Linked DNA regions of Homo sapiens: region 2 is linked to region 1. The links are chromatin loops, found by intact Hi-C in ENCODE. Cell type or tissue: B cell. All regions are shown on one strand. Links, peaks and the distances in the headings refer to the core of each region. The heading gives the core; the rest is flanking DNA.

The links. Hi-C counts contacts between places; a loop is a spot of excess contacts. Peaks named below come from ENCODE experiments on the same cell type or tissue, not always from the same donor. Only the 100,000 strongest peaks of a DNase experiment are listed, where the experiment ranks them.
Region 2: it touches region 1 in a loop (11-fold over the local background); 29 of 110 quality-filtered maps call a loop at or near these places.

The regions. Positions count from the first base shown.
Region 1 is chr2:74,577,972-74,594,201 of GRCh38, forward strand. It overlaps M1AP (meiosis 1 associated protein), which reads right to left. Exons shown (of 11, transcript NM_001321739.2): 5 at 3,703-3,876. Among named protein-coding and RNA genes, the nearest start is that of DOK1, 31 kb to the left of the region's middle. RefSeq lists an enhancer at 513-612. In B cell, for the core only: a CTCF peak has its summit at 9,889 (motif pointing left); DNase peaks (open chromatin) are centred at 7,630 and 9,870.
Region 2 is chr2:74,505,301-74,521,530 of GRCh38, forward strand. PCGF1 (polycomb group ring finger 1) reads right to left here and starts at 2,395. Exons shown (of 9, transcript NM_032673.3): 1 at 2,276-2,395; 2 at 1,742-1,847; 3 at 1,432-1,584; 4 at 881-952; 5 at 652-757; 6 at 437-470; 7 at 252-338; 8 at 39-119. The coding sequence starts at 2,368. It overlaps TLX2 (T cell leukemia homeobox 2), which reads left to right and starts at 9,150. Exons shown (of 3, transcript NM_016170.5): 1 at 9,150-9,906; 2 at 10,333-10,570; 3 at 10,673-11,848. The coding sequence starts at 9,507. The coding sequence ends at 10,889. DQX1 (DEAQ-box RNA dependent ATPase 1) reads right to left here. Exons shown (of 12, transcript NM_133637.3): 9 at 14,615-14,734; 10 at 14,256-14,446; 11 at 13,740-13,930; 12 at 12,831-13,302. The coding sequence ends at 13,146. RefSeq lists enhancers at 1,658-2,588, 2,225-2,404, 3,145-3,204, 7,468-8,136, 10,386-10,887 and 1 more and silencers at 8,011-8,070, 9,108-9,207, 9,788-9,857. In B cell, for the core only: a CTCF peak has its summit at 1,986 (motif pointing right); DNase peaks (open chromatin) are centred at 2,141 and 2,401; H3K4me3 peaks cover 1,925 bases; H3K27ac peaks cover 1,431 bases; H3K27me3 peaks cover 1,300 bases.

The sequences.
Region 1 (16,230 bases), core at 7,253-12,252:
ATCAGGCATTAGTTAGATTCTCATAAGGAGTGCACAACCTAGATCCCTTGCATGTGTAGTTCACAATAGGGTTTGGGCTTCTATGAGAATCTAATGACATAGCCGATCTGACAGGAGGCGGAGCTCAGATGGTAATGCTTGCTCACCTGCTGCTCACCTCCTGCTGATCCAGTTCCTAACAGGCCACAGGGGTTGGGGACCCCGATCTAGGAAACTTGAAAAAGATACTGATGTCTGGGCCCTACCCCAGACCAACTGAATCAGGGTCTCTGGGGGTGAAGCCCAGACACTGGTATTTTATTATACTTTAAGTTTTGGGGTGCATGTGCACAATGTGCAGGTTTGTTACATATGTATACATGTGCCATGTTGGTTTGCTGCACCCATTAACTCGTCATTTACATGAGGTATTTCTCCTAATGCTATCCCTCCCCCAAACCCCCACCCCATGACAGGCCCCGGTGTATGATGTTCCCCACCCTGAGACACTGGTATTTTTTATAAGTTCCCCATGTGATTCTTACTGCAGCCTGGGTTAAGAAATACCCAAACTGTGGTCTCAGCAGAGTGTCCCAAAGCTGGGAAAGCTGTTTTAGCTGGGCTTGAATCTAGAACCAGGTGTGCTTCTCCCACCCAGAGCCCAGATGCAGATGTGGCAGACACCATACCTAAGAACAAGAAAAGAAACTCATGTGTAACTCACTGTGTGCTCTGTCAGAGGAACGCCTTTCTAAGGGAAGCACCTAAAGACGGGGTGAAGGGCCCTAGGCAAAGAAGCAGCTGGCATCAGATAGAGAACCTTGTAAGAAGGAGTCAGAGTGAACATCTGAGATGCATACCCCAAAGAGTCTAGAGGAGGAAAGCTTGGGTTTTTTGTTTTGTTTTCTTTCATTTTTTGTAGTGAGCCATACTCCAGAAATCTACATGTGTGGCAATACATCAATTTTTAAAATAATAATGCCAGCATAATCTTTATTGTGTTTAAAATCTCAGGTGGGTCACATCCACCCTAGAAGAGGCCTAATTTCCCCAGACCTCATTCCAGCTGTGCCTAAACATCTGGATTCCAGTGAAGACCTCCCCAGCAGAAAAGCTGACTGCAGTCTGGATATAAGTTCCACTGTGCATCCCGAAGACCTACAGATTTCTGAAAAAATGATTATAGATGGAGTTAAATATTCTGGCTCTGATCCTGGTGCTGAAAGCTTTGGAAAGACAGAGGGGAAGCTAGAGAAATTCTGATTAGCACCATGGGCAAATGCCATGTGATAGTGGAAGAAAGGCTGGTTACAGGAGTTCCTGGCCTCTGAGGGCACCAGCCCTCCTAATGAAAGAAGTGAATCTCTAGCCCCTTTGTTCAGAATTGCTTAGCATGAGGCAGGTTAATATAGTAGATAAAGGCCCAGGTTCTGGAGGAAGATAGACCTGGGTTTATTGACATTGTCTGGGCTGAGAGTGTCAAGTGTACAAAATATAGATTTCTGATCCTAAGGGTTAAGAGTGGGCCCTGTTGCCTGGCTTCAAATCCTAGCTCTGCTACTAATTTTCTGTGCAGCCCTGGGAAAGTGTGCTTAATTTCTCTAAGTCTCAGTTTTCTCATATGGAAAATGGGGGTAATATTGTATTTAATTGATTCTAAGACACATTTTTTTTCATCTCTGTATGTGTCTTACAATTGCCATTGGCCAGGCAGGCACTCTAAGTCCTTACTTACTACTCTAACCTAAAAGAGCTCTCTCGATACAGGTAAAATACTACTTCTAAGTGACAAGAAAGAGCTGTGTAATGTTTAACGGGCAATGTCTTCTTTCTTTTTTTTAAAAAAAAATCTTTATTATTAAAAACATTTTTTTAGAGATAGGGTCTCACTCTGTTGCCCAGGCTGAAGTGCAGTGGCTCCATCACAGCTCACTGCAACCTTGAACTCCTGGGTGCAAGTGATCCTCTTGCCTCGGCCTCCTGAGTAGCTGAGACTACAGGTGCATACCACTGTGCCTGGCTAATTTTTTATTTTTATTTTTTGTAGAGACAGGTCTATGTTACACAGGCTGTCATTAATTCCTGGCTTCAACGGATCCTCCCACCTTTGCCTCCCAGAATGCTGGCATTACAGGAGTAAGCCACTGCACCTAGCCTGTTTTCTTTCTTACTGGTACATAAAATAGTGGTGTACCTTACAATTGATAGCATCTTAGATTCAATGACATATGGTAACAGTATCTGCCTCATAGTGTTATGTGAAGATAAAATGGGATAATGCAAGAAATGAAGTTAGTGCTTGGCACAGAGGCAGGGCTTAATAATGTTAGCTATACACTAGCTTCTATATAAAGTTGCTAGCTGCCTTAAGTAGGGAAAACAGATAAGTGAAGTCCAGAGGATAGGACAGGGAGAAATTGGTACTATCAGCCTTGGACAAAAGAGGTGGAAAGGAGGTTCTGGGAAGAATATTTTACACAAAGAAAAGACAGATTAAAATCAAGTTAAGTTGGCAAAGACATTCTGGGCACTAGGTTGAAATGGGGGAGAGAGGAAGAGACTTGACGGCCATCCCTAGACAGAAAGGGTCTTGGGAAGCCTTAATCCTGTGTAGTAACACCTCCAAAAAGCCCTCCCCTGTCCTAAAGAAACAATGGTCATAAAGAGTTCTATTACAGCTGAAGAAAAGGAACATATATAAAAACTCAAATATACTGCCAATGGCCAAGAAAGAGCTCTCAAAGGAGGCGGTAACCCCAGTGAGTCGTGTCAAAACTTATGAGAAGGGCTTTGGTAAACGTCATGTTCAATCCATTCTTCAACCCTCAATGATCTCTGTAGCCACTACCACTACCAGTATTCTGTTCAATGAGAAAGATGGGTACAAATTCCCACCCCTAAAGAAGATATACTTTGGTCATTTCTCTTTGGAGCTGGTCTTTGAGGACCCAGCTTTCCCAACCTCAGTGTGGCTGATTAGACTGATAGATGGGCCCATCTATCTGCAGGCCCAGCCACCCCAGGTCCCGCCTGAGCCAGCCTTCCGAGGAGATGGGAGAATGGAAATGGCCTTATTCCTGTCATCTAGTGGGACCTGGAATGAAGTATAATTGCCAGGCAGAACAGTATCCATTATCCAGGATATTTTTGGCATGACCAGAACACTGGATTGATCTCTCGGTTTCAGTAATTGCCTGAACTGCTTTGTGAACATGGTCTTGGGCACAGGTTGTCCTCCCTGGGGCGTATCTCTGTAGGTTCTTTAGTTTTCCCCCATTTGCTGCCTCCCTAGCGAGAAGATCTTTATTTAACCTTGGTTCTCTTCCTCTCGCCACAGGCTGTATTGATATTGTTGAGGTAGCAGCATGCTCCAAACTATAATGTCAATTATATTTACCACATTAAAAATGAGAATATTGAGAAATGTGATCCACTGTGTTCTTATGTAGTCTAGCCAATTCTCTGTCATTGAGGTGTCTCAGACTTTGCCCCTAAACTAACTGGCCCTTGCTGGTTGGGCTTAATTAGGTTCAGCTTTCTAACTATGATTGCTTCTTAGAACTTCTCTTCTTATTCCTCACGCTTATATTGGACAGCCTCATCCAACCCTCTTCCAGTCCCTAAACCTCAACGATGCTATATTCCACTGACTCACCACCAATCTAGAGTCCTGATCCCAGATAAGAATAATCATAGCCTAAATATCTTTTGGGGATTATGTACTTGGATTATCTCTGGGTCTGGAAATGTTGCTGAAACACTGTGAAGAAAGAAGAAGATGGATTTGTTCTTGGTCTGTTCCACTGTTATGTAGCCAGGCTTTGAAGAAAATCTCCATGCTGACGATATCATTGTCTATAGTCTGAAGGTCAATGTCAGTTCCCAGAATAGAACTCTCTGCAAAAGAAAGGGAAATAAAGTGTTCACTTAGATTGTAAATTTTGAGTAATATAAAATTTTGAACACATCCATCTTTTCTTTTTTGAGACGGGGGTCTCATTATGTCACCCAGGCTAAAGTACAGTGGCTATTCACATGCACAATCATTGCTCACTGCAGCCTCCAAATGCCTGGGCTCTAGCAATCTTCCTGCCTCAGCCTCCTGAGTAGCTGGGACTACAAGCACTCACCACCACGACTGACTAATTTTTTAAAAAACTTTTTTTTAGAGATGAGGTCTCGCTATGTTGCTCAGGCTGGTCTCTAACTCTTGGCCTCAAAGCAATCTTCTTGTCTCAGCCTCACAGGTAGCTGGGATTAGCTGGGATTATAGGCACTTGTCACTGGCCCAGCTTCCACACCTATTTTTTGATCCATTGACTGTATCTCTAGACATCTAGCCTAGAGACATTCTTGAGCAGTACACAAAGGCATATGCAAAGATGTTTGGTATAGCATTGCTGTAATAATAAAAACCCCAAACGGGAAGCAGTTCAAATCCCCTCAATAGGGAATATTTAAATTATGACACACTCAAACTATGGAGTATTACGTGTTTGTTAACAAAGCTAAATGTACTGACATGAAAAACTAGGAGATAGTAAGTAAATAAAGGAAGCTGTAGAACAGATATAACATGATCCCATTTATATAAAAATAAAACTATCTACATATATATATGTAAATGCATTTTACAAAGCTCTGGAAGGCTATCATCAAACTGTTAACAGTGGACAGGAAGTGGAAATAGGGCAGGGTTCTGAGATACTTTCCCTTTTTACTCTTCATACTTCTATACTGTTTGAATTTTATTGGAGTTGTGCATTTCTTGTGTTAAAAAAAATTCTAGGTGGGGCATGGTGGCTCACACCTGTAATCCCAGCACCTTGGGAGGCTGAGGTGGGTGGATCACTTGAGCTGAGGAGTTCAAGACCAGCCTGGCCAACATGGTGAAATCCTGTCTCTACTAAAAATATAAAAATTAGCCAGGTGTGGTGGCGGGCACCTGTAATTCCAGCTACGTGGAAGGCTGAGGCACGAGAATTGCTTGAATCTGGGAGACAGAGGCTACAGTGAACCAAGATCAGGCCACTGCATTCCAGCCTGGGCAACTCCATCTCAAAAGAAAAATAAATAAATAAATAAAATAAATAAAAAATAAAACATGGGAGAAAGAAATCCACTGTAAAAACAAACAAACAAACAACCCCAAAACATTCTAGAATATAAAAACCACCAAAAATTATACAGCAATGCAAATTAAATACTTAGTTGAACAAAGGGGACTTCAGCTTCATGTTATTTTACAGTGAAAATGTGTTCTATTACTACTTGTTATAAAAAATTAATTTAAAAAAATTAAAAGGAAAAAAGATGAATTTTGGGGTATCCCCTTATAGTAGAGAACCAAGCCTGGAGCATCAGTCATTGGCATACTGTATCTCACAAGTGTGGTTAACAGCAAAAAGGATGGGGAGGGTCTGGTAGAGTGTGATTTAATTCCAAATCTGAATGAATGGAGCTGGGTAGGTGGGGTAATGAGGCTTTGCTGGTGTACTTCCAGCTTCGGGCAACACTAGCTAAGGAATTGGGGCCTGGGTCTGCAGGTAAAGGTCATCAGTGAAAGCCAAATATGAGGTGGTGGAAGAAGCACAGAGCAAATAAGGGAAGAACTAGAAAGAAGCTGAGGGGGAACTCTACTTTCCTTGCTTCATCAGGAGGGATCTCTGAAATACTTTTACAAAGGGCCTAAGAAAAGCCAGTTGCTCCAATGAATTAGCTTCTGTGTATGACTCATAGACCCCAGGGAGAAGGCTGGATTATTTCTAGAATGACATTCCTGAGGACAAGTTTGCAGAGGTGGCAGACTTTCCACAGGGAACAAAGGGGCTTCAGTCCAACATACTTGTTCCAACACAGGGGAACTGTGGTGAAAATGACTTCATGTCATATTTAACAACTTATCCTGCAGCTGAAAAGGGGCATCAAATGCATTTCTCTATGGCCAGAATGATAAAAACTCTGCCATCTTCCATGAATAGTTATGAGGATTCATTGTTAACTAGTTAGTTATTTCATTCATTCCATCAGATATATCTGACACTCTGTGCCCTTATGGAGTTTATAAAGCAACATGAATCTTGACCATTTTTCCCCAAACTCTCATCTGCCTCATTATGTTTTAGGGTACTACTGTGATATATATAAAGTCATTGCCAAAAAAACATTCCTTGCAAGTAAAGAGAAATATCTTTTAAAAAAATAATGTGCATTTTATTTTGTCACAGGCAAAACAAGGAGTAATTTAATTTTTCTAAGCCTGAAGCCTGTACTTTGATTTGAGTAACAAGTATGAAAATGACTCAGCAGCTTCTCTTCAGTGAGGCAAAACAGTTCTTAAAGCATAAAGTGGCGGCTACTAAAGCAATGCAACCGAGGCCAGGCATGGTGGCTCATGCCTGTAGTCCCAGCTACTTAGAAGTCTGAGGCAGGAGGACAGCTTGAGCCCAAAAGTTCAAGACCCACCTGGGCAACATAGTGAGACACTGTCTCAGTTGCAAAAAAAAAAAAAAAAAGAAAAAGAAACAGAATTGAGCAAAGGAGCTAAGAAAAGTAGAGAAGATAAACTTGCTGAGTTGAAATAACAGAATTTTTGGGAAAAGAAGTAAGTGTTTCTTTTCTTCTCCCCAGGGAAAGGGTGGATGATGAGACACTCCTACCACAGGCAATGTGAGGGAGCAATGCAAAGCCATGTCCCATCAAGAATCTGGAAGTAAGGAAAATAAAGGTTTCCTCAGAGAGTTAAACTATAAAATCAACCAGAATGGTGAGGCCAATGAAAAAGTTACCCTAAGAAGGCAGAATGGCTTATTGTCCAAGGCAAGATTTGGCTGTAGCCTTATTGATGTTATTGCCATATATATATATATATATATATATTTTATTATTATTTTTTTATTTTATTTTTTTTGAGATGGGGTCTCACTCTGTCACCCATGTTGGAGTGCAGTGGTGTGATCTCAGCTCTCTGCAACCTTCACCTCCTGGGCTCAAGTGACTCTCCTGCCTCGGCCTCCCAAGTAGCTGGGAGTACAGGTGTGAGCCACCACACCTGGCTAATTTTTGTATTTTTTGTAGAGATGGGGTTTTACCATGTTGCTCAGGGTGGTCTCAAACTCCTGAGCTCAAGTAATCCATCTGCCTTGACCTCCCAAAATGCTAGGATTGCAGGTGTGAGCCACCTTGCCCAGCCTATATTGGCATATCTAAAGAATGAATGTGTCTATTGGAAGGGGAGAGGGTTGGCCAGAAATGCAGCACAGAGAAGGGGAACAGCGATGCGTGCTGGCAGTGCCCATCTTAAGTGCAGCTCAGAGAAGGCATGTGGACTCAGTGATGTGTCCCAATTGCAGAGATGTGTTTGTCAAGTCTCTGCTCTTTTTTGTGATTATGGTTATGGTTCTCCCTCTAAAACATTCTGGCTTATCCTTTAGTCTTGAGCTTAGGAAGGTGCGTGTTTTGCTGGCAAAATTAACTTTCTGATCCTGCGAAGCTAAAGAACCAGGCTTGAAGCACAGCCTCTCTATGAAGGAAAATGTCATGTGGTTAGGTCCTCCTGGCAGCCAGCCAGGCAGCAGTCTTCCCTGTTGTCACCCATCGATGTTCTGACATTCTTTTCTAACTTCTTAACCTACATGTTCTTGGAAGAGCCATGAAGCAGAACTGATTTCTTGAAAAAGTCCTCATATAATCTCCACAGAGGTGCTGTGTGTCGGGTTTGAGCTTTCAGTTTTGCAGTTTCAGAAGGGAGTGAGCACCTCTTGGGGGCAGACTTACATTATCCAAACTAGAGACTTATGTGTAAACCAGAACATTTTAGAGGCTAAACTTTTTTTCCATTTTCTTTGTCATTCTAGGAATTCATTTCCTTGTCCCTGATTATGGCAGTAGCTTCTTAACTGTCCTAGCAAACTCCATTTCTTCCCCTCCATTACTTATTATTACTACTACCAGTTACTTTTTCTGAAACATGGTTTCATCAGATCCCTCCTTTGCTCAAGAGCACACACTGCCTTCTTGTTGTCACTCACTCATCCTGTATCACTTGGTACTACTCATTATTCTACAAGTACCCTACCCTTCCCTTCCTCTGTGATGGCTCAGACTATTTCCTCCTCATCACTACCTGTTGAGATATTGCCATCCTTGAAGACCGAGTTCAAATGTCACCTCCTTCATGAAGTCTGCCATTATTGTATTCCTTCCATTATTATAGTCCCATAGCTTTTGGTTTACATTTGTAATATAGTTCACATTACATTTTACCTTAGTACTATTGTTATTTGGGAATACGTTTGATCTCTCCCATTTAAATGTAAATTAAAAGGTGGGAATTGTTTCTTTTCACTTTTATCCTCCCTATCAGGGCCTTGTATAGAGCTGAAGCTTAGCAAATGCCTGAGTTGAACAGTGACTCCCTCCTCCTCAGCTCTCATTACTTTTTCCTGTAACTCTTGAGCTTCATCTAAGTTAGTCTCCTTGCCACATGACTTCCTTCCTTCCTTAGTGCTTTCATTAATGTTAGCCCATGGCCTGCACCTCTTCCAGAATTCAACTCAGGACTGACTTTGTCCAAGAAGTTATGCTTAACTATATCCTCCCTTATCTAGCTTTAATTGCCATCCCTGGGTATCTGTGGGCTTCATTTGGGCAATATTAATCGCACTGCTGATTTATTTTTTTTTAAAGGATTTTCTTCTCTTTTCCTGAGTTTATGAAAGGCTTAATGGAAAGACCAGGGTTTGACTTGAGAATTAAAAGTTGTTAGCAGCCGGGCACGGTGGCTCACGCCTGTAATCCCAGCACTTTGGGAGGCTGAGGCGGGCAGATCACCTAAAGTCGGGAGTTTGAGACCAGCCTGACCAACATGGAGAAACCCGGTCTCCACTAAAAATACAAAAAATTAGCCAGGTGTGGTGGTGCATGCCTGTAATCCCAGCTACTTGGGAGGCTGAGGCAGGAGAATCGCTTGAACCTGGGAGGTGGAGGTTGCAGTGAACTGAGATCGCGCCATTGCACACTAGCCTGGGCAACAAGAGCGAAACTCCATTTCAAAAAAAAAAAAAAAATTTGTTAGCTATGTGATTTTGGGCGAAGTGGAATAGTACAACATATTTCTTAGTAAAGCACTACAAAGCGAGATGATTATCTATAAATGGCATCCAGTAGGTCCAACAAATATAATTTTCTTCCTTTTCTCTCATCCACAAAATGAACTCTTTTAGGATAATAATATATTTTCCTTTTTTTTTTTTCTTTTTTCTTTTGAGACGGAGTCTCGCTCTGTCCCCCAGGCTGGAGTGCAGTGGCGCGATCTCGGCTCACTGCAAGCTCCACCTCCCGGGTTCACGCCATTCTCCTGCCTCAGCCTCCCGAGTAGCTGGGACTACAGGCGCCTGCTGCCATGCTTTGCTAATTTTTTGTATTTTTAGTAGAGATGGGGCTTCACCGTGTTAGCCAGGATGGTCTCGATCTCCTGACCTCGTGATCCACCTGCCTTGGCCTCCCAGAGTGCTGGGATTACAGGTGTGAGCTACCACGCCTGGCCATATGTTTTCCTTTTTTAAAGCTTTTTTTCCCTTGGTCACTGCTTTCTACCCCCGACTACCATACATTGAACACCAACAACTAGTATGTATTGTGTTCTTCACAAATACGACTAAATGTGCTAAATCTGGGGATCGGGGAGGAGACTTCTCAGACGTTGAAAAACAGCTCCCTCACTGGCTGGGGAGCAGGGTACCCATGCACTAGATGAACGGGTCACACCAATGGCATGAAATGGAAAGGTTACAGGAGTGAAACGGTGGCCCTTAGTGTTTGGATAGTTAAAGCAGTGAGGAAGGCCTGGTTCACTGCAGCCCAAGCTGCAGCCAGCATTCACATTGTTTTTGAACTTACCCTGCCCTCCTGCGGCCACAATGGGAAAAAACTAAGAAAGCCAAATGACTGAAGATTAGGTAATACCTGAAGTAGACCCTCTCAGAAGAAACCTTAAAATAGGGTTATAAAATTAAAGTGTGTTTAAAATAGGAGACTTTAACATACATACGTGCATATACAATGTCTGTATTTCTCTCTTCACATAAAATATAGAGGCCCAGGAAAGTAGAGGCCCAGGAAAAGGTGCTCTTGCCCAGTCCTCCACATCTTCCCCCGTCTCACAGGGCCCTAACCTCTAGGCCTGACCTGTTCCTTTCCGAATGACATTCATGAGGCCTGTACTTGGGTGTCATGGATGGGCTTCAGACATTCTGAGAACCCCTTGAAATTATATACAATTCATCTGTACATGCATAGATGTATTTTGGTGGGGTGGGGGAAGGGGGAAAGCCCCTAGCTTTTATCAGATTCTCAAAAGAGCTCTATGACCCCAAAAAGGTCAAGAACCACTACAGAGACTATAGAGTCACAGTATCTTAGCCTGCCTGGGTTGGTTTACAATTAGCTGTCTACTCTCTGAATACAGGATAGCTATAGGATGTTAACAACCAGGGTAAGTAATCACAGCAGATAAAGCTTAGTCAGGAACAGCAGTGCAGCATCATCCAACCATTGTCTTTAAATCAACACAACATGAGAATAATCTAACAGCTTACAACGGTGAGGCAGTCAAGCTTGTCTTTCTAAGCTCATTTGCCTCATTTGTGGAAGTGATGCTTGGACCCTAGGAAAAAGGAGAAGCCCCTTGAAAAGAGTTGGCAGGGGTGGTGGTAGTGGTTATCAACATGTGAACTCAGGGCAGAGAGGTGACTGCAGGAATGGACCTAGTGGTGACTATCTTCCTGGAGCCCCAGTCTGTAAGAGGGTCAAAACATCACCATAACTGTAATGAGATAGAGAAAATTTATATCCCAGAACTCTTCTCAGAGAGAGAGAACTGTTGTCATTCATTCATTTGCTTAGTCATTCATTTATTTAGTCATTCAAGCACTTATTAGTTTACTGTCTTTTATGAGCTAGGCACTTATTGGTGTCATCAAGAAAAGAGACAAATTGCCTACTTTCGTGGCTTACATTCTAGTGAGAGAACAGATAATAAGCAAGCAAATAAAACAGAATACAATTTCAGATGATAGATACTATGAAGAAAAATAAAGGGGCGTGTGTGTGTGCACGCGCGCGCGTGCATGCATGTGAAGTTTTAGCTTGGCTGGCCAGGGAAGTATTCTTTAAGAAGCTGACAGTTGGGCAGAAACTTGAATGACGTGAAGTGAGTCATAAAAACATTTGTGCGAAGATTGTTTCTTATAGAGAGATGAGCAAGTTCAAAGGTCTTGAGATGGGAATGAGCTTTTTGTGTTGGGGGATTAGCCAGAAGACTAAAGCAGAATAAGGAAGGAAGTGAGGACTAGCTAATAAGCTGCTGGGGTGAAGGACAAGACCCCCAAAGTGGCACACTCATGTATCAACAGGGGTCACTACACTTGCTTTGAAGAAGGGTGGGTTCCATTATTGCAATTTGGTATTGCTCAGGAACTGTGCAAGAGTGGGGCAGAGTAAAGCAAGTTCCTTTTTCTTTCTCTTTTTCTTTGTAGCTCTTAGCTTCTAAACAACTACTGAATTAGCATTTTAAAAATATTTGTTTGAAGGTGTGCCCAAGCTATCAGCTTGTGTAAGGTGCCACATGTCCCAGCCCAGCTTTACCGCTTATGCTTTCCTGTTGTGTGGTGCTGGCAGGCAGTGGGGAAGGAGGGAAGAGGAATCTGGGAGTTCCATGAGCAGAGCTCAAGCAGAGATCCTTCAGCCTGTAGTGGACATGCCTCTTTCCCAGCTCTGGTCAGCTACCCAGGGAATTCTATTGTTAGCAGTTGTCCATTCACCTGCCCTCATCAAGCTAATATAGTCTAAGGCAGGCTGAAAAAAATAATTGACTGTTAACTAAAGAACTAATGGTTCACAATGGATGATTTATATTATGGGTGTCCAATCTTTTGGCTTCCCTGGGCCACATTGGAAGAATTGTCTTGGGCCACACATAAAATGCATCAACACTGATGATAGCTGATGAGCTTAAAAACAAATCTTATAATGTTTTAAGAAAGTTTACGAATTTTTGTTGGGTTGCATTCAAAGCCGTCCTGGGCTGCATGCAGCCTGCGGGAAGCAGGTTGGACAAACTTGATTTACATAATTTCTGACTAGGGAATAGTGGGTTCTATTTGGGCTGCTATCACAAAATACCACAAACCAGTGGCTTATAAGCAACAGAAATATATTTCTCACCGTTTTGGAGGCTGGGAAGTCCAAGATCAAGGTGCTGGCAGATTCAATGTCTGGGGAGGACCTGTTTTTGGTTGATAAATGGCCCCTTCTCACTGTATCCTCATATGGTGGAGGGGGCAGACAAGCTCCTTAGGGAACATTTTATAAAAGCACTAATCCCATTCAGGAGGATTCTGCCCTCCCTCATGACCTAATCCACCATTCAAAGGCCCCACCTCCTAATACTATCTATTTGGTGATTAGATTTCAAAGATGAATTTTAGGGGGGGCGGGGGCGGGATACAACATTCAGACCATAGCAGACTCCCTTAGCTCTAAGATAGGTCCCAAATACTACAATTTCAAATGTAGTATTTCAGCCTTTAGTAAACAGATGAATTGGGTAAGAAAAAGTTTAGAGAGCAATTATTTTGGCTGGGAGAGTAGCCTTTTTATAATCTTTTTCTTAGGCTTGTGTGTTTCTAAGAGGGCAGAAGTGGGGACTGCCCTATGAGAGAAGCTGCACTGCACCCCTCACCTCTGGAGCCACGGAAGTGTTCCCGGATTGCCAATCCCACTTTGAACTGAGTGACTTGCTCTGCCCTAGACAGTCCAGAGAGAAGTTATTGCAGGTACGGGAGAGAAGGGCCCTGGTTAAGGCAGGGTATACCTGCCTCTGGCACCAGTTGTAGCACCTTATCTACCTCTGTACCCACAGCACTAGCGCAGTGTTTACATACAACAGGGGCTCAGTAAACGTTATATTGAACAGAAGAAACTAGCCAGCCTGGTGCTTACTTTCTCTGTGACCTTAGGCCAGTCACTTCATCTCTTTAAGCTCAATTTCTCCATTTGTAAAGTGGGAATGATAGTGATACCTAGGCTAAGGGTTTACTTGAAAATGAAATAATGACACTTGACTCCTGAAAGCAATTTGTGGACTTTAAAGCACCATGCAACTATAAGGGATGATAGAGTATAAAGCCGCCTCCCAGCTGTCTATGTAGTAGATATGAACATTTTATTCACTAAAAGCCAGTGCCATTTCTTTTGCTGAAAATTTTCTCTTCAATAAAGATCTAAGTTGTAAGAAAATATATTTTATCTATGGGTCTCAATGGCTTCATTTTCATTTTATTGGAAAAATGCAGCTTATATGCAAAAGAGATTGATCACTATTGATTGAAATATTCCAAAGTCTGAAGTATTTTTTGACGTGAGAAACATTAGACTTAGAAGGTATTTTAAAAGTCTTCTTTTTCTACAGGGACTAATACATATATTCTATAAACCAAAAAGCATTTAATGTAAATTGCAATGCAAAATTGAAAAGCTGGGAAGAAATATTGTCATAGGCACTGTGGTGGGGGAGGGAGCAGGGGAATGGGTTATTTAGGAGAAGTTTGAATTAAGAAGAAAGCAGAGTTAGGAAGGCGTTAAATCTTTTGACATGACCCAAGAACCACACCAAGCAGTTTTGACTCCTTACACCTAAGGGAACTGAAAGAAAGAGCTGCCTTGAGGTGAAAATAAATGTAAGTGGAGCCATGAAAGAAAAGACTTACTTGGGGGAGCTAAGTAGAGTAAGGAAAAGCTAAAGAAGACGCTCAAATCAAAGAAAGTCCTAAGACATACTCTTTTATTTTTTTGAGACAGAGTCTCACTCTGTCCTCTAGGATGGAGTGCAGTGGTGTGATCTCAACTCACTGCAACCTACATCTCCCAGGTTCAAGTGATTGTCCTGCCTCAGCCTTCTGAGTAGCTGGGATTACAGGCGCCCACCACCACGCCTGGCTAACTTTTTATTTTATTTTATTTTATTTTTTTTCAGTAGAGAAGGGGTTTCACTATGTTGGCCAGGCTGGTCTCGAACTACTGACCTAAGTGATCCACCCACCTCGGCCTCCCAAAGTGCTGGGATTACAGGCATAAGTCACTGAGCCCAGACCTAAGACATATTCTTAAAAAAATCCTAGATAGACTGTATAATAGCTTTGCAACCGACTCTGTGTATATACATGCATTTTTGTAGATCTGGGGGTGTATCTTCAGGGTATTAGATTCCTAGAAGTGGGGCTGGTGACTTCTAGGGATAGAAGTAAAACACATAGGTAATTTTGTGTTTAAAAATAAACACATGCCACTTCTATTGGTGTCATACTTTTTAACTTTTGCCAATCTAATAATAGGTAGGAAATAATATTTTGGTATAGTCTTAATTATCATTTCTCTAATTATGGGTGAGGTTGAACATATTTTCACATGTTTAAGGACCATTTAAAAATCTTTTTTTGAATTATGTGTTTATGACTTTTTTCCATTTTTCTCTAGTGTTTTTGGTCTTTTTCTTACTCCTCAGTTTTAAAGTGTTCTTTATATATTAGAGATATTAGTCTTTTTTTTCTCCCATGGCATAAATTGCAAATACTTTCTCCTGGTTTTTCAGTTGTCTTTTGACATTGTTTATGGTACTTTTTGCCATGCCAAAGATTTTTATTTTCATATAGTTAAATAAATAAATCTTTCTTTATTGTACCTGGATTTTGAGTCATAGTTAGATGACCTTTATCTATGCTGAGATTGTAAAGAAATTCACCAATGTTTTCTTTTAATACTTTTAATATTATTATTTACATTTGGATCCCTGGTCCATTTGGAATCTTTTCCAGATGGCTAAACCAGTTGTCCCAGCATTACTTTTTGAGCAAGTTCATCTTTGCCTTAGTGATTTGAGATGTCTCCTTTATCCTATGCTAAATTAATATCTATATTCGTGCCTATTTCTGGACCTTGAATATGTATATAGCTGTGTCCCAATCAATTCTTGCACTGTACTAACTAATGCTCTAGTGCTGGGTATATGATGGGGCTGATTTCAGATAGAAAGTGGCCAGATTGTCCCCAGATTGGGTAGTGGCAACACAAGTCATTTGCCAAGTAAAGCAGTGCTGTCAAACGTGTTAGGGGATGGGGAATGAGGAGAGAAAAGGTGAGATTTAATCAGAAGAACTTCTTTTAAGCAAAAATCTCCTAAAGAGAGAGAGTGAGAGATATGATGGAGAACGTGAGCTTATTGAGCTGAAGAGAAGGCAGAAAAGGAGGTAAAAAGAAAGAACCAAATTGAAAAAGAGTAAATAAGGGAATTCCAGTCTGGTTAGGTTCCAGTACCCAACAAACTGATTTTCTTGTAAAAAACAGCTATAAACTCTGAACAATATTTTATTCATTTATTTATTTATTTTTTGAGACAGAGTCTCATTCTGTCACTCAGGCTGGAGTACAGTGGTGCAATCTTGGCTCAGTGCAACTTCTACCTTCCAGACTCAAGTGATTTTCATGCCTCAGCCTCCTGAGTAGCTGGGACTACAGGTGTGCACCACTGCATCTGGCTAAGCTTTGTATTTTTAGTAGAGACAAGGTTTCACCATGTTTGCCAGGCTGGTCTTGAACTCCTGGCCTCAAGTGATCTGCCTGCCTCAGCCTTCCAAAGAGCTGGGATTACAGGTGTGAGCCACCATGCCTGGCCTGAACAATATTTAAAAATCAACTACCTGAAGGCTCTGCAGAATGAACAAAAGTAGACAGACTTTGGAGAGGAGTTGAAACTTGGAGTAACCAAGTAAACCAGCAAGGAATGAGTTCCCCAGTTTTTGCACTTTCTAAGAGTGGCTGCAGTCACAATAGTGTGAAGGCAGCTAAAAATTGGAAAGAAAAGCCTTTGTCTTTCACTAGCATTGCCAGGGTAAGGAGTCTGGGGCAACCAGGACCTCCAGAGAGTGAGGAAGAAATCCATGAAAGGAGAGAGCCAGAGCCGGAGCGCCCTAAATTATGTGTTTAAACTCAGTCTAGGTAAATAGCTGATTGGACCTTGCACTATACACATATGGGGTGAACTGAAAGCAGCTTATAGTTTAGGCTTAAAGATTGAGACTAAGATCTGAGTCCCTGCTCACTGCAGGCACAACAGGTTGCAGTTTGAGTTTAACAAAGTTAATTTTCTGAAAAATCAACACTTTTCAGAGCAATATAATAGAATCCAGAGTCTTT
Region 2 (16,230 bases), core at 1-5,000, 80 kb before region 1:
GAAGGGGGTGTGATCCCAGGGAGGGTGGCCTGGCTTACCTTGCCGAACCAGCGGGAGAGCCATATCTGCTTCATTGTCATGTGATCAGGGAGAACTTCATTGTCAAAAAGGAGCTGCACCTAGGAGGGAGATGGGGGCATAATTTTAGGAACTTTCTGGCAGGTCAAAAACTACCCTGGTCCACCCTAGACTCTGTCCCTCCTTTCTTAGCCCCTTCTCCCCCTCAAGAAACCTACTGTGGGACTACTCACATGCTGAGGGTTTAGCATCAAGCGGTGACACAGGACCCTCCGGAGATGGCGTACCTCAGCTCTAACAGAACATCGGACATACTTGTTCTGGGAGCAGGGAGGGGAGGGAAGAGGGCAAGGTGTGTGAGGGAAGGACCATGGGAGGTGAGTCTCCTTAGAGAGGCCCTCCCCTCAGCCCTTCTCACCTGCAGGACGCTTTTATTCTTGTCTTTGCCAGAACTGGGGGGAAATAGACACAGGTTAGGGAATCCTATCTTTCCTCCTCTTCCCCACCCAGAGCCATGATATACTCTCTTCAAGGGGATAGGCACTCACTCACTGCTCAGCCTCTCCCCTAGACCCTCCCTGGCTCTGGGTCATTGGCACTGTCACCTCCTGCAACCCCTGACCTTCTCCTCACCTCAGCCGCTCCAGGCACAGGTTCAACTGCTCATCATAGCGATAGTAGTGGGCTTTAGAGTGGTCAAAGCTGCTGAAGGGGAGGCCGAGGTTGCTCAGTGCTGGCTCTGAGAAAGATAGGGTAGTGAGGTGGCTGGTGGCACACATTCCATACTCCTCTTTCCCCAGAGAGCAAAACTGGGCAAGAAGAATGCTCTGGGGTCTTTACTGTCCCGCGGCCAAGGACATACCTTCCCCAGTGGGCTGGGTGACCCGGTCCAAACCTCGGGACTGGTAGAATTCCCGAATCCGTTTCTCTTCACCTAGAAGAAGGTGAAGTATGAGAATAAAGTATTAGCCCTTCGGGGCCGGGCGCGGTGGCTCACGCCTGTAATCCCAGCACTTTGGGAGGCAGAGGTGGGCAGATCATGAAGTCAGGAGATTGAGGCCATCCTGGCTAACATGGTGAAACCCCGTCTCTACTAAAAAATATAAAAAATTAGCTGGGCATGGTGGTGGGCGCCTGTAGTCCCAGCTACTCAGGAGGCTGAGGCAGGAGAATGGCATGAATCCAGGAGGTGGAGCTTGCAGTGAGCTGAGATTGCGCCACTGCACTCCAGCCTGGGCAAGACTCCGTCTCAAAAAAAGAAAAAAAAGAATAAAGTATTAGCCCTTCCTCACTTTTTGTCCTTCCCTCATCTTTGGCCTTCTGCCTACGTGAGTCCTACCAAACCCGTCACCTCAAGCTGCCACTCAGCAATTAGTCCTCAAGAGGCCCCTCAAAGTCAGGTTGGTGACTCACTGTCTTGCAAGCCAGGCACCAGCTTATACACGATGTCCTGCATGACCCGGTCCAGTTTGAGGTTGAGCAGTGGCTGTGTCTCGTGGATCTTAATGTTGCACATGGGGCAGTACTTGCTAGTTTGGAGGTACTTCACAATACAACTCTTGCAGACTGCAGGAAAAGAAAAGCAGATTCTCAGGCCCTCTGGAAACTGGATTCATGGGCTGGGTGGGGTGCCTGGATGCGTGAGGCAGGCCGCACAGAAGCTGGCAGTCAGCTTGGTGAAGACTAGGGACTGGAAGAACTAGGCAGTCTCCAAGGCACTCACAAGTATGAAGACACTCTGTGATGGTGGTGGCATCCACGAAGTAGCCGGCGCATAGGCAGCAAACAATGTGTTCATTCAAGTCTTTGATCTTCACTCGAACCTCCTCCTGAAGATACACCCTCCGTCACCAATCATCCACCCTCAAACCCCAACCCGTGCGCCTTCCCACCTTGGGGGTCGCCTCCTTCATCACACTAGACGGCCAAGCCCCGCGCCCTGCGCCATCAGCCGGGGATTAGCTCCTGGGGGCTGGCACTCCCCCTCCGCCCAGCAGAGGGCTCCGCGCACAGCGGGGGCTTCCCTCACGTGGACTCGCCTGACCCTCCTTTCCCAGGGGAGACTACACAACGTCGGCGACACAACGCGCAGGCGTCCTAACCGGAGTTTGGCAACCCGATCGCAACCACGCAGGCGCACTGGGCACTCTGTCTCTGCGCAGGCGCACTGGGCGCCCGGCCAGCCACCGCCCGTCCTTTAGCCCGCCCCAATTCGCACCGCTGGCCGACCACAGCAGTAACCCTGCCGCCCTTGCACCTCGTTCCGTAGCGGGTCCATCTTGTACACTGACTGGAGCTGGTTCCGAAGCCTCATCGCGATCGCAATCTGGCCCCCCTGAGGAGACGCCATCTTAAAGGCTGATCCCAGCCGGCCACTTCCGGTGCCGCCTGCAGGGCGGGACTTGTCTCCCAGCAACGAGGTTCTAGGTCTTTTCGGATTCGCTCACCCTCTGTAAGGCCCCGCCCACGTCCCTTTCTCCCTGTGTGCTCACCTGAGCCCCACCGGCCCCTCCCCTGCTCAATCCGTAATTAAGGAGTGGGGGGGGGGGAGCACAGGGAAGGGTCTTATCTCTTCAACCTCCTGTAGAAATCATCATAATAGGCCCTACGCGACCTCAAGACTAACTTTCGGAGCCTGCGAAAGACTGCCCCCTCCTACCCCCAAAGGCCTGGCAGTCTGTGCCCGCTACCCGCTCAGGGTCGTCGGTCTTCTGTGACGACGACCCTGCTGAAGAAGCCCCTCCTGGGTCCTCTCCTCGTAATGCCGCCCTGTCGGCGTCCGCGTAGCGGAGCTTCGTCCAGATGGCGGGTCTTCTCCCGGCTTCACGGAGGGAGTTTCTTGGGCTTTGCAGAGTCTCGGAGAGGGTGCCGGGGGATGGGGAGTGAGAGACCCCCAGGGACTTGGTAGTGATCTTATTCCCCCATTCTCCCCCCTGCTGCCGGGGATGGGGGGGGCAGGCCCTGGTTAATGATGATGATTTAATCATCGGCGCCTGCGGAGGCCTGGGACAGACTAATGCAGAGCAGATGCCGAAGGAGGAGGGGAGGACGACTAGGACACTGCCACACACAGACAGGCTTAGGCAGCGAGCGCCTGTAGTAGCATAGGCCCAGTCCCGCACTTGGGGACTACGCGGGGTGCTCGCTCGAGAGCTCTACACCGCCGGCTCTGGGTACTTAAAAAGGGATAAATTTGCTATGAGGTATTAACATCAAATGCAACTGGAGATACGAGAAGGGAGAGATTCCAATGGAGACCTCAAAAAAGGCTTTCTGGAGAAAGTGGGACTTTGGGCACAATTTAGACTTGGGGGAGGGGGTGGAAGTGTGGTGAAATAGAAAGGACGTGGAGGGGAATGACCAGAGGACAGGAAGGTCAAGATGTAGATTTGAGAGTGGTAATAGAAAAAGCAGGGCCATAAAGAGTTGCGATTTTTAGCCTGAGGGCAATTGGGAGCTAGCGGACTTTTTTGAAGGGAGGTTATCCTGTGAAAGCGACATTTTTGTTCATTTCTCTTCAGAGTGAATTGAAGTGAATATGCAGCAAGAAGTTATGAGATTAGTGATTAATCAATTATTCGTTACAGCCCCTGTTTACCTACTTCCCTGGTCCGAGCCACTATCATCTGTCCTCTGTAGTGGCCTCTTGACTGTTTTCCTTGAGTCCCCCTTCGCCTGTTCTCAACATCACAGTTGAGTGCTGTTTCTCAGAGCTAGTGATTCTGATAAAACATGAAACACAAAGGACAAAGGACAATTTTTGAGATGTGGATATGTTTATTATTTTTATGGTGATGATGGTATCATGGGTATATACATATGTCAAAACTTATCAAATTGTACACTTCAAATATTTGCAGTTTATATGTCCATTATACTTCAAGAAAGCTATTAAAAATAAAGTTGAAAAATTAGGTTGTTCCTTTTTTACGTTTAAAACCTGTTGAGAGCTTCCCTTTTCAATCAGAATGAAAGTCAAAGTCTCAGAGTGGTGTGCAAGGGCCTGCATAGTCTCTTCAGATACACCAGGATATCCTTCCACTGTGTCCCCAACTTGAAATGCTTAGGTATCCAAAATGGCTCCCTCCTTCTTTCAGGTCTTTACTCATGAGGCTGCTGTAATCACTCTAGATGAATAACAACTCACCCACCCTTTCACTTCCTTGCTCTTTTTTTTCTGGTTAGCACTTATTAGCATTCTATCATTTATTATTATTTAATATACATTTCTAATATATATTATATTTTCTAGTTATTTTCAGAAAATATTTTCTAGAAAACATATTTCCTAGTTTTTCATCTGCCTTTTCCACTAGACTATAAGCTTCTCAGTGGCAAGGATTTTTTTTCCTCTGTTGTGTTCACAGATATAGCTCCAGTGCCAGGTGCATAGTTGGTGTTCAATAAAACTTTTCTGGATGAATACATGAATGAATCCAAGTGGTGGTGATGACAGCCTCGATTAGGGTTTTAGCAATGGCAATGGAAAGGAAGGGCTGTATCTGAAACAGTTCAAAGGAAAGTATAATAGGAGGAAGTAGCCAGGAACCTGGCTTGGTAGGCCTGGGTAAGAGGGTGAATGAAGAGCTTTGGAGGGAAGCATGTCCTCCAGCCTGCTGGACTTAAGGTGGCTGCAGGGAAGCAGGGGGAGCTTGTCAGAAGGCTAGGAGAGTGAGCGGTGGGGCTGGAGTGTCAGAACAAGGGATGGAGGTCTCAGAGTTATCTGGCTGGATATGAGAGTTGGGACTTTTGGAATGGGTGAAACTTGAGCAGATGAAGAGATAAAGAAAGCTTAAGGCCTGGTGCAGTGGCTAATGCCTGTAATTCCAGCACTTTGGGAGGCTGAGGCAGGTGGATACTTGAGCCCAGGAGTTGGAGACCAGCCTGGGCAACATGGTGGGACTCCGTCACTACAAAAAGTACAAAAATTAGCCTGGCATGGTGGCGCATACCTGTAGTCCCAGCTACTTGGGAGGCTGAGTTAGGAAGATTGCTCGAGCCTGGGAGGTTGAGGCAGCAGTGAACCGTGATAATGCTACTGCACTCCAGCCTGAGCGACAGAGTGAGATCCCATGTCTTAAAAAAAAAAAAAAAAGAAAAGAAAAAAGAAAGCTTAAGTCTGAGCTCTGAAGAATCCTCACAGTCTTCAGTGGAAGAAGGAAAATCAGTGGAGGAAAAACATAAGCAGTGACTACGAAAGTCCAAAGATGTGGAATAAGATATTACAGAAGCAAAAAGAAGGGACACTTCAAAAAATAATTGATGACCAACAAAGTAAAACATGCCAGGGAAGTCCTGGAGGAGGGATACTGAACACTGGAGCTCTCTGAGAAAGGGTTACTATAATGAAGGCAGCTTGCACTGAGTTAAAACAAGAATAAATCATGATGAAATGGAGGCAGTAGGCATGAAGTAAAAAGGAAAGGAAAAGCATGATCTCTCTTGAAGACTCAGGCAAAGATTTTGTCCAGATGATAAAGATCTGAGACAGCTGAGGGGTAGGAAAGACTAAGTTGATGAGAGCCACGGACACACAGGACATGGTGAGACAGATCCAAAGCAGTGTGTATGAGGGGGCACTCATTCCAGCACCTCTATCTTCGTCTTTTTTTTTTTTTTTTTTTTTTGAGATGGAGTCTCGCTTTGTCACCCAGGCTAGAGTGCAGTGGCGCGATCTCGGCTCACTGCCAGCTCCGCCTCCCGGGTTCACGCCATTCTCCTGCCTCAGCATCCCGAGTAGCTGGGACTACGGGTGCCCGCCACCAAGCCCGGCTAATTTTTTGTAGTTTTAGTAGACACGGGGTTTCACCGTGTCAGCCAGGATGGTCTCAATCTGCTGACCTCGTGATCCACCCACCTAGGCCTCCCAAAGTGCTAGGATTACAGGCATGAGCCACCGCGCCTAGCCAATCTTGAATATAAACCAGCAGGAACCATCCTTTCCCCGTGAATCAGAGACAAGGAGGCAAGAAAGGACATTTCAAGCCAGGTTGGGGTGGTGGTGCACACCTGTAACTCTAGATACTCAGGGGGTCAAAGTGGGAGGATTGTCTGAGCCCAGGAGTTTGAGGCCAGCCAGCCAGCCTGGGCATCATAGCGAGACTCTGTCTCTTAAAAAAAGAGAAAGTCCTAGGACTGTGGTCTGGGTGACGTAACTGGATGCCATCTGTTCTTGAAGTGGGGCACTAAAATATTTTAAAAACTCTCCAGAACACTTGTATGAACTACTGAGTTTGTGACCATTCTCCTTAAAGGATTAGTTGGACAGTCCCTGGGTGGCAGTACCATCTGTGCTGAACTCAAACGGCAGGGGTGTACGGGTCTGCATGATGTTGCCTTTTTTTCATTTGTTGATTCACTCACTGATTCATTCAAGGAGGATTTATTTAGGTTGGCTGGAGACACACTGGTTACCCTGCCCCCCTGCCCCCAGACTCAACCTTCAGAGCAGAGAATGGGACTAGCAAACTCCTAACCTGCACACCAGCCCTCTTCAGAGATTATATTTCTTTGCTGTCTCCCTAGGTTTCCTGCTCCCATCTGGAGGAATCCAGCCCTTGGTACCAAGGAAGTTTTTTTTGTTGTTGTTTGTTTGTTTGTTTTTTTTGAGATGGAGTCTTGCTCTGTTTCCCCAGACTGGAATGCAGTGGTGATCTCCGCTCACTGAAACCTCTGCCTCCCTGGTTCAAGTGATTCTCCTGCCTCAGCCTCCCCAGTAGCTGAGATTACAGGCACCTGCCAACATGCCCAGCTAATTTTTTTGTATTTTTAATAGAGACGGGGTTTCACCATGTTGGCCAGGCTGGTCTTGAACTCCTGACATCAGGTGATCCGTCCCCTCTTGGCATTCCAAAGTGGTGGGATTACAGGCATGAGCCACTGCTCCCGGCCTGAAGATTTGGACTAAACAGGTTCATGCTTCCTTGTAGCCCTCTCTACTGCTGAGAAAAGTGCATGGGTTTCTGTAAAGAGACGGGAGGTGATAATGTCTGTCTTCTCCATCAAGATGAAAATACATCTGCTAAATTGGTAGGAGCCCCCACCCTCTTTCAGAACGGGCTGTTAGCAGGGCTGAGGAGGGGCTGGACAAATTGGATAGTAGAGTGGTCAAGGTGGGGGAGGTTGACACTTTTTTTTTTTTTTCAGACAGAGTCTTGCTGTGTTGCCCAGGCTGGAGTGCAGTGGCGCGATCTCGGCTCACTGCAAGCTCCACCTCCCGGGTTCATGCCATTCTCCTGCCTCAGCCTCCCAAGTAGCTGGGACTACAGGCACCCGCCACCACGCCCAGCTAATTTTTGTATTTTTAGTAGAGATGGGTTTCACCGTGTTAGCCAGGATGGTCTCAATCTCCTGACCTCGTGATCCACCCGCCTCGGCCTCCCAAAGTGCTGGTATTACAGGCGTGAGCCACCGCGCCTGGCAGGTTGACACATATTAATGCCCACTATTCCTCCCACTGCCCTCTGTCCCATTTATGGTTCACCTCCTCTAGATATAAGGCTTCAGAGAACACTGAAGGGCTGGTGGACAGAGCTCACCCTTCTTTCTCTTCTTTATCTTTCTGCCCAGATGCCCAAATATCATTCCTGGTTCCCAGGGGAGAAAAGACCCCTTCACCCTGCCCCAGGCGCCAGGCTGCCAGCCCATCTGCTGGGGAGAAAGGAGGGGGCAGAGTCTTTCCCAGGGGATCCTGGAGAATCAGTTTGAAGATCAGTGCTCCCAGGGAGATCCAGCTAGTAGACTTACAAAGCATTTCGGTTCACACGGGAACCAGCAGGATGGAGCTGAACAGCGGGGTGGGCTCGGGACGAGGGTAGAGGGCTGGCACAGCAGGGTAAGGTCCTTTGGCCACCACGTGTCAGAGGTAGGCTGAGCTGCTCGTTGGTGCCCACCCGCCACCGCCACCGCAGGATGGTAGAAGCGCCCCCCTCTCTGAGCCCAGTCTCACCGGCTCAGAGGCGCCAGGGCCCCCCCGGGGGCCGGGGCGGGCCGGGGAAGGTAATGTAATTCCGGCCCAGCTAACCCGATTACCGCGGCCTGCACCGGGCAGGGCGGCGGCGGGGGCGGGTCTAAGGCTCAGGGGCCCGCCCGCGGGGGTCCCATCCCCGGGAAGGACGCAGAGTTCACGCACTCCCGGCTCCTGGATTCATGGCCAGAGGTCACAAGGTCACCAAGCGGCTTAGGTCTTTCCCCACCTCCCTTCTCTGACAGCTCCAGGCCATTTTTTGAGTTTGGGTGGGGTAAAATGTTTATGGGAAACAAGGCGGCCAGGATCCAACCAAGGCCTCAGTGAGGTCCCACGTGTCCCCCGTGGCGAGATTTCGCCCTCCCGCCGTTGAGGAGGAAGAGTGTGAGAACAGACTTCCTAGGCACAGAATGGAGGGGCAGAGTCCTGCATTGAGGACTCCCTGCACTTGGGGTCCGGGGGTAAGTGCCAGCCCCAAGAACCCGCCGGCCTGATTTGGCCCGGGTTGAGCCATGGTCCGTTTTACACGGATTTTGGAAAATCGAAATTCTAGGAAACACAGGACACCAATTACCGGTGCGCATGAACAGGGCTGGGGGGACCTACAGGAGAGGCCAGAAGGCGCACCACGATCGCCAGCCCAAAGCGGCCGTTCCCCGCCCTTAGCCCCTGCCGTCCCCTTCCCACACCTGTTCTCTTCCTGGGCCTGCAGCTCACCGGGCGCCGTTCCCCAGCCGCTTCTTACGCAGCCGGGAAACCACAACGAGATTTGGTCTTCGAGAGCATTTAGGCGGGGACCACAACGAATCCGGGAGTTGGCCAGAAGGATCCATCGAGAGGCGAAGAGTGGGGGCTGGGGGAGGAGGCACCTGCGGAGGAAGCCGGTGAGGCGGAGGCAGCCCAAAGGCGGAGGCCGCCCAAAGGCGGAGGCCAGCAAGGATGGAGGCGCGGTGAGCATCTCCGCTGACTCAGCGGCCCATGCTCGGGCCCCTCCCGCGCTGAGCCTGGCTCCTAACACCCTGGCCCCCTGTCCCCCTCCCCGCACATCTCCGCCAGCCAGCCTTCCCCCTGCGCTTGGCGCAAACAGGCGTCCCTTCCCCTTTAACTGCTGGGCCCCGCCCCTGCCCTACCCCCAGCCCCCACTACCCACCCGGGCCGATCCGTCAGTCACTGCCCCAGCCGGAGCTGGCCAACCCTCTCCACCCGGGACTTGGGCAGCGGCGCCGGCAGCCCAGCGTCTATTTGCGCTTAAGAGCCAGCAAGGAAGCTCCAGGGGCCCCAGCTGGCCGTGCTCCCCCGGGATGCAAGTCCCTGCGCTGACGCCCGGCAGCGGCTGGCACGGGCGCGGCTGCTCCGGGTGCACAGGGATGCTGCTGTTTCGGGGACCCCGGCGCCCTGCCTTGGCCAGCCCCGCGGGCCCCTGAGGCCACTCTCCGGAGCGCGCCGCCGCTGGGCTTCTGGCGCTGCCTGAGGCATCCTCCCCAACCACCGAACCTCCGGCGGTTCTCCTCGGCCCAGACCGATGGAGCCGGGGATGCTGGGTCCACACAACCTCCCACACCACGAGCCAATCAGCTTCGGCATCGATCAGATCCTGAGCGGCCCCGAAACCCCAGGGGGCGGTCTAGGCCTGGGTCGCGGGGGCCAGGGTCATGGGGAGAATGGGGCGTTCTCGGGTGGATACCACGGAGCCTCGGGCTACGGTCCCGCCGGCTCACTTGCCCCGCTGCCCGGCAGCTCCGGAGTGGGCCCAGGCGGCGTGATCCGCGTCCCTGCGCACCGCCCGCTGCCTGTGCCGCCGCCCGCTGGGGGGGCGCCTGCAGTGCCTGGGCCCTCGGGTTTGGGCGGCGCCGGAGGCCTAGCGGGACTCACCTTCCCCTGGATGGACAGCGGCCGCCGCTTTGCCAAGGACCGGCTCACGGGTGAGGTTGTCTGACCCCTCCAGCGTCACGCCCGACTCTGACCCCGTCTCCTCATTTCTTAGCTTTCTGCTCCAACTCAAGGACCCCTTTCACACCTCCCACTAGATCCTCCCAGGGGATCCTCCCCCAACTCAAATCTCTGGGTCCTGCCTCCGAGAGGTGATGGGGAGGGAGCTGCCGTCGGTGCCCGCGCCCTCCTCTGTAGTCCCACTGTCCACGCGTGGGGAGGGGAGGGTGAAGTTACAGGGGACGTCTCCCTCGCATCCCAGGGGAAGGGCCTTTCTTGGCTATAGGGCTCGGCTGATGCTTAGGGCCCGGGTAAGGACAGGGCGCGGGAGTTCTGCGGCCTGGACAGCCGCGCGGCCTTCTCAGTGGCACCTCGGGCCACCCTGCAAATCCTGCCCTGGTCTTTCTTCCTCCCGGTAGCTGCGCTCTCGCCCTTCTCTGGGACGCGCCGCATAGGCCACCCCTACCAAAACCGGACCCCTCCGAAGCGGAAGAAGCCGCGCACGTCCTTCTCCCGCTCACAGGTGCTGGAGTTGGAGCGGCGCTTCCTGCGCCAGAAGTACCTGGCCTCTGCGGAGAGGGCGGCGCTGGCCAAGGCCTTGCGCATGACCGACGCACAGGTCAAAACGTGGTTCCAGAACCGACGCACCAAGTGGCGGTGAGGCGCGGCGCGGGCGAGGGCGGACTGGGGTTCCCGAGCAGGGCCTGGTGAGAAGCGACGCGGCGGGCGCCCCGCTGACCCCGCGTCTCCCTCCCTTAGGCGCCAGACGGCGGAGGAGCGCGAGGCCGAGCGGCACCGCGCGGGCCGGCTGCTCCTGCATCTGCAGCAGGACGCGTTGCCACGGCCGCTGCGGCCGCCGCTGCCCCCGGACCCTCTCTGCCTGCACAACTCGTCGCTCTTCGCGCTGCAGAACCTGCAGCCCTGGGCCGAGGACAACAAAGTGGCTTCAGTGTCCGGGCTCGCCTCGGTGGTGTGAGCGACGCCCGTCCGATCGGCGTGGAGCGCCGGGCCCGGAGCGGTGGAGCGCGCGGCTGCCTGCGTCCATGGTCTAGTGGCAGCCGGGCGCGTGAGGAGCGGCAGGCCTTGAGGCTGTCGTCGAGGGCTCCTCCACCACCGGCCGGCTCCCAAGCCAGCGTTGCGCAGATGCACGGCCAGCTCAGAGGCGGCCTTTCCCGCCATTTTTCACTTCACTGCCGTTACGCCCTCGCTGGAACCTGAGGCGCCGAGAGGGCGGGACCTGCAGGACAGTAGCCAATGAGGTGCGGGGAGGGGGCCGGGCTGGCCAATGGGAGCTGCTTTCCTGAGGGACTCGAAATTCTCCGGCGGGTGGTCGGGAGCTGGGGCTCTGAGGGGCTCTAGCGGCGTTGCGCGCGGTGCCGGCTGGGTCTGTACCAAAGGTGTGAAGGAAAGAAGACACCGACCACGGCGAAGCAATAGAGGGGGTGCTGGAGCGCGAGAGGCTGGCTGATTGTGACCGAAACCAGAGGGTTGTCCACCCCGGGCATCTCATCCCTCAACTGTAAAATAATCGCTAAGGATTCCTTCCTGACTTTGAGCCTCACGTTGTCATGTGTGTTCAGCCTGCTGGCCACATCCTCCGGCAACACGCCCGGGCAGGAGGCGAGTCGGATACTTACACACCCAACGAAAGAGAAAATCTGGCTCCGGTGTCACATAGGGACAGAGAAGGGAGAGGAGGAAACAGTGGACAAAGTTAATGGGCCCAGTGGAGTTAGGGTGAAGAGAATTTGGAAAATAATTTGGAAGTGACAAGCTTAAGAAGAATCAAAGGTAATTCCAAGACTGGAAATGTGCAGCATCAGGAAATCAATGGTGCTGTGGATGATGAAAGGGAAATTGGGAAGACTGGAGCAAAATTAACTGTATAGGCAAAACTAAATGTTATACCTAGAGAGAATAAATCCTGGAGAAGTGCCTTTGAGGGAGATCAGCTGACATCCACATAGAGGTGGACCTAGATAGAATGAATGAGAACAGATAGAATCTCTGAGGGAGGGAACTCTTGAGGAGAAAAGCAGAGTTCTAAGGACTAAACCTTTCCACCAAATTCGACAACCACCTTTGCAATGTGCAAGATGATGGAGAATACCTAAGTCAATAGTCCAAGGGCAGGCAGGGCACGGTGGCTCACGCCTGTAATCCCAGCACTTTGGGCCGAGGCGGGAGGATCACAAGGTCAGGAGATCGAGACCATCCTGGCTAACACGGTGAAACCCTGTCTTGACTAAAAATACAAAAATTAGCCAGGCATGGTGGCACATGCCTGTAGTCCCAGTTACTCAGGAGGCTGAGGCAGGAGGATCGCTTGAACCCGGGAGGTGGAGGTTGCAGTGAGCTGAGATTGCACCGCTGCACTCCAGCCTGGGTGACAGAGCGAGACTCCGTCTAAAAAAAAAAAAAAAAAAAAATTCCGAGGGCACAAAAGGGGAAGGGAAGGAAGGAGAACCTAGGAAGAAAGAAAGGAAAGCATGATGTCTCTGAAGTTGTTAGAAAGACTTCCCCTTGTGGGTGTGTCTGGGCTGCTGGGAAGCTTGTTAATAGAAAGTCTAGTTAGGGGATGGTTGCATTAGCCTTAAGGTTTAAAAAGGAATTGGATTTAAGCTGTATGAGGAAGAAAGGGAAGAATTTGTCTGATTCCTCTAGCACCCCCATCCTTTGTCCCCTGGAGGCTGGTGCACTGTGACAGAGGGAAGAGAGGCCAGGCTAGAGACCAACTGTAGCCAGACAACTCATGTCTGTGCTAGTGACAACTATGTCGATCATAGCATGAAGGCCTGATTGGAGATGGGAAGAGGCTAGAGACTATATAGTTGGAGGAGCTGGCCCTGGTTATTTACTGTAATATCATCACTGATTTATGGATGTTGTATATGGCACTGCAGGACCAAACTAAAACTTGGCATCATAGAAAAATCTTTTATAGATCACAAGGGAGTACAAGAATGGGTTTGGCAAAGTTAAGAGAATGAGGAGCATGTCAGTCCCTCTCCAATCAATAAGAGAAGGCTAAGGAAAGAGTCCTTCCCTATGTAGACTGTGGTTTACCCCATTCTTTCCATTCCCAGTCTACCATTTCTTGGGACTCAGGTTCCAGGGTTTACATTTGACCCTAAACTTTGGGCTTCTAAATCTGTCTGGGTGCTTTGGTGTCACCCTGAGGGATAATCTAATGTGATGAGATGAACCCAGCTCCATTCCATAGGCAGGCAGGTCACTGCAGGACACAGGGATCTCTGAACTCCTGGGCTGAGGATGATTTGCTCCCTGCTGTAGAATCTGCCATTCCTTCCCTTAGCTGGTTCAGAAGGTCTCTGCTCTCACTGGGAGGCAAGTTACTCAGGAAGTATGGAGGGGCCAATTCCACCAGCCTAATAGAGAGAGTCATAATTAGATGATCTGCATCTTCTCTCTCTCTGTCTCTCTCTTTTTAGAGACAGGGTCTCGCTCTGTTACCTGGGCTGGAGTTCAGTGGCATGATCATAACTCACTGTAGCCTTAGACTCCCGTAATCCTTAGCCTTAGACTCAAGTAATCCTCCCACCTCAATCTCCCAAGTAGCTGGGACTACAGGGTGGTTTCAAACTCCTAGCCTCAAGGACTCCTCCTGCCTAGGTCTCCAAAAGTGCATCTTCTCTTATAATGCAGACTTTTAAACTTCTCACCAGCCCTTCCACAAATCCTGTCTCCTCAGATCATGTTTTTACTAACCACTAAGATCCCTTCCTCTGTCTCTCTAACTCCCCAGCCATAATTTTGGCCCCAGGGAGAGGAATAGGCAGTATAGGAGGGATGTCAGGGAACTCACATCTGTGGTTGAATCTCAGAAACAATGGAAAGGCAGTTGTCTTTGGATATGGTGAAATTGTGGTAGAGCACCCATGGTGGGGGTCTGGCAGGAGCTCTGCGGCTTCGGTAGCAGCAGTATGAGGAGAGCTGGGCCACATGCTTATGGGTTAGGAGAAGGTAATTTCCAGTCCCGTCTGTGTCTCTGGCCACCTTATTGAAAGGCAGAAATATTGACGGAATAAATAAAAGGGAAGAGGCAGGCAGTAGAAAAAAATAAAAGGGGATTGAGAAAGAGTAAGGGTGATGAGAGCATGAAAAGTAAAGCATTACCTCTAGGTGTTGTCTGGTCTCTACTATACCTCATGGCATTTACCATAGCCCCTTGTACCTCAAATCCTCAAGGGAAAAGTCCTTTCTGGTTCTAAAGAATCTTTTGAATGGCCACCTGGACCCTGATTTCAAAGTGGCTTACCAATATTTGTTCTCTTTGCCTTTTGCTCCTTTGATCACCCTCACCCCCACCCTTTCCTCTAACCTTGAGAAAGTATCCTGACACCAGTGCTTTCTGAAGGTCTCTGCGATTCTGCTCAGAGCCAAAGGCTGGTAGGGACAAGGGAAGTTCAATTCGTTGCATGAGTTCTAGGAGTTCTCCCCGAAGTTTATGGGCTTGGCACAATGCTGCCCAATTCAGACCTCGAGCCTGGCACCAAGCCTCATCTGCTCCACCTAGGAGAGGAAAGGGACCAGCTAAACTAAAGTCCTTGAGACCCCTGAAATAACCCAACCCTTAGCCAAAGGGCCTCCTCTTTCTGAGCATAGAGATCTGTCAGCTGGCTGCATAAAATTTCCCCTCTTTGGAAAATCTGGGATTCTATAAAAGGATGCAGAACTCACTTTGTATAAAGGCTTCATACACCTGGATCAGAGAACTGTGGTCACCATCCGTGTGTTCCAGGGCCCGACGCAGGGCAGCTTCTTCTGCACTGAGTGGAGGACGGGTAAACCCAGGGGCAGCTGGAGGCAGAAGAGTGGAAGGTAGAATCTGCCATTTGGGAAATGGGAAGGGATAGTAGTACAGGTAGAATGCTGAAAAGGCAGAAGTGTCCCTTTGGGAACTTTATTCAAAAGACATAGATAACTTCTAGGTGCTATGCACTTTATTAAACATTGAGGATAAGTAAATGAAATACAGTCTCTGCCATCAAGGAGCTTCAAGTCTGGTGGGAGAGACCAACAGGTAAGCAGACTTGATAAGCATGATAGGTGTTTGTATATGGTACTGTGGAAACAAAGAGGAGGATACCTAATCCAGGCTTTAGGTGGTGAGGATGTGAGTGATGTAAGAGAAAACGATGAGGACCCTTGGGCTAGTATTTGAAATTTGAGTAGGAATTAGCCGAGTGGAGACGGGGCAGGGAGTATGTTTTAGACTGTGGCAACAGCATGGCACGTAAGTTAATAATATAGCATATTTGGGGAACTGCAAGCCATCTGGTATGGGTGGAGGGAATGAAATGACGTGGCAGAATGGCAGGAGATAAAGCTGGAGAGGTAGGTATAGGTAAGGTCATGAGAGGCTGGAGTACTGAGGAAAGGAACTGTCTTTAAGGTAAAGAGTAGCTGTAGAGGAAGAGTTGTGGGGTTTTTTTTGTTGTTGTTGTTTGTTTATTTGAGACAGGGTCTCACTCTCTTGCCCAGGCTGGAGTGAAGTGGCGTGATCATGGCCCGTTGCAGCCTCAACCTCCCAGGCTTAAATGATCCTCCTACCTCAGTCTCTTCAGTAGCTGAGACTACAGGCATATGCCACCACACCTGGCTAATTTTTTGTTTTTGTAGAGACAGGGTCTCTCCTATGTTGCCCAGGCTGGTCTCAAACTCCTGACCTCATGTGATCCTCCCATCTCAGCCTCCCAAAGTGCTGAGATTACAGGCACAAGCCACCACGCCTGGCTGAAGAAGAGTTTTTAAGTAAGAGAGTCCATGTGTCTGAAAAAGTTCACATTACTAGTTAGGAGGCTACTGAGGAAAACCAGCTGAGCAATGAGGAGGACCTACCATTGGCAGATCCTACCTACCGTATTCACTGGAAGTGAATATGGAGAAGGACAGATGAATATATTTATATATATATTTACATTTAGGAGATAAAAGTGAAATAACCTGGAGAAAGACTGGTCTAGAGTGATGGTAGCAGAGCAGCAGAGATAATAGTATTATCTGAATCTAAGACTCTAGAGAGAGGAAAAGATTTTGTGGTGATGGTGGTGAGGGAGTGGTTTAATAGAGCATTTGAGTTCAGTTCTGAGCTGAGGTACTGTTAACTATTCTGGTAGAAATGTCCATCAGGGGCTGGGTGCCGAGGCTCAGGCCTGTAATCCCAGCAGTTTGGGAGGCTGAGGTGGATGGATCACCTGAGGTCAGGACTTTGAGACCAGCTTGGCCAACATGGCAAAAACCCGTCTCTACTAAAAATACAAGAATCAGCTGGGCATGGTGGTGCGTGCCTGTAG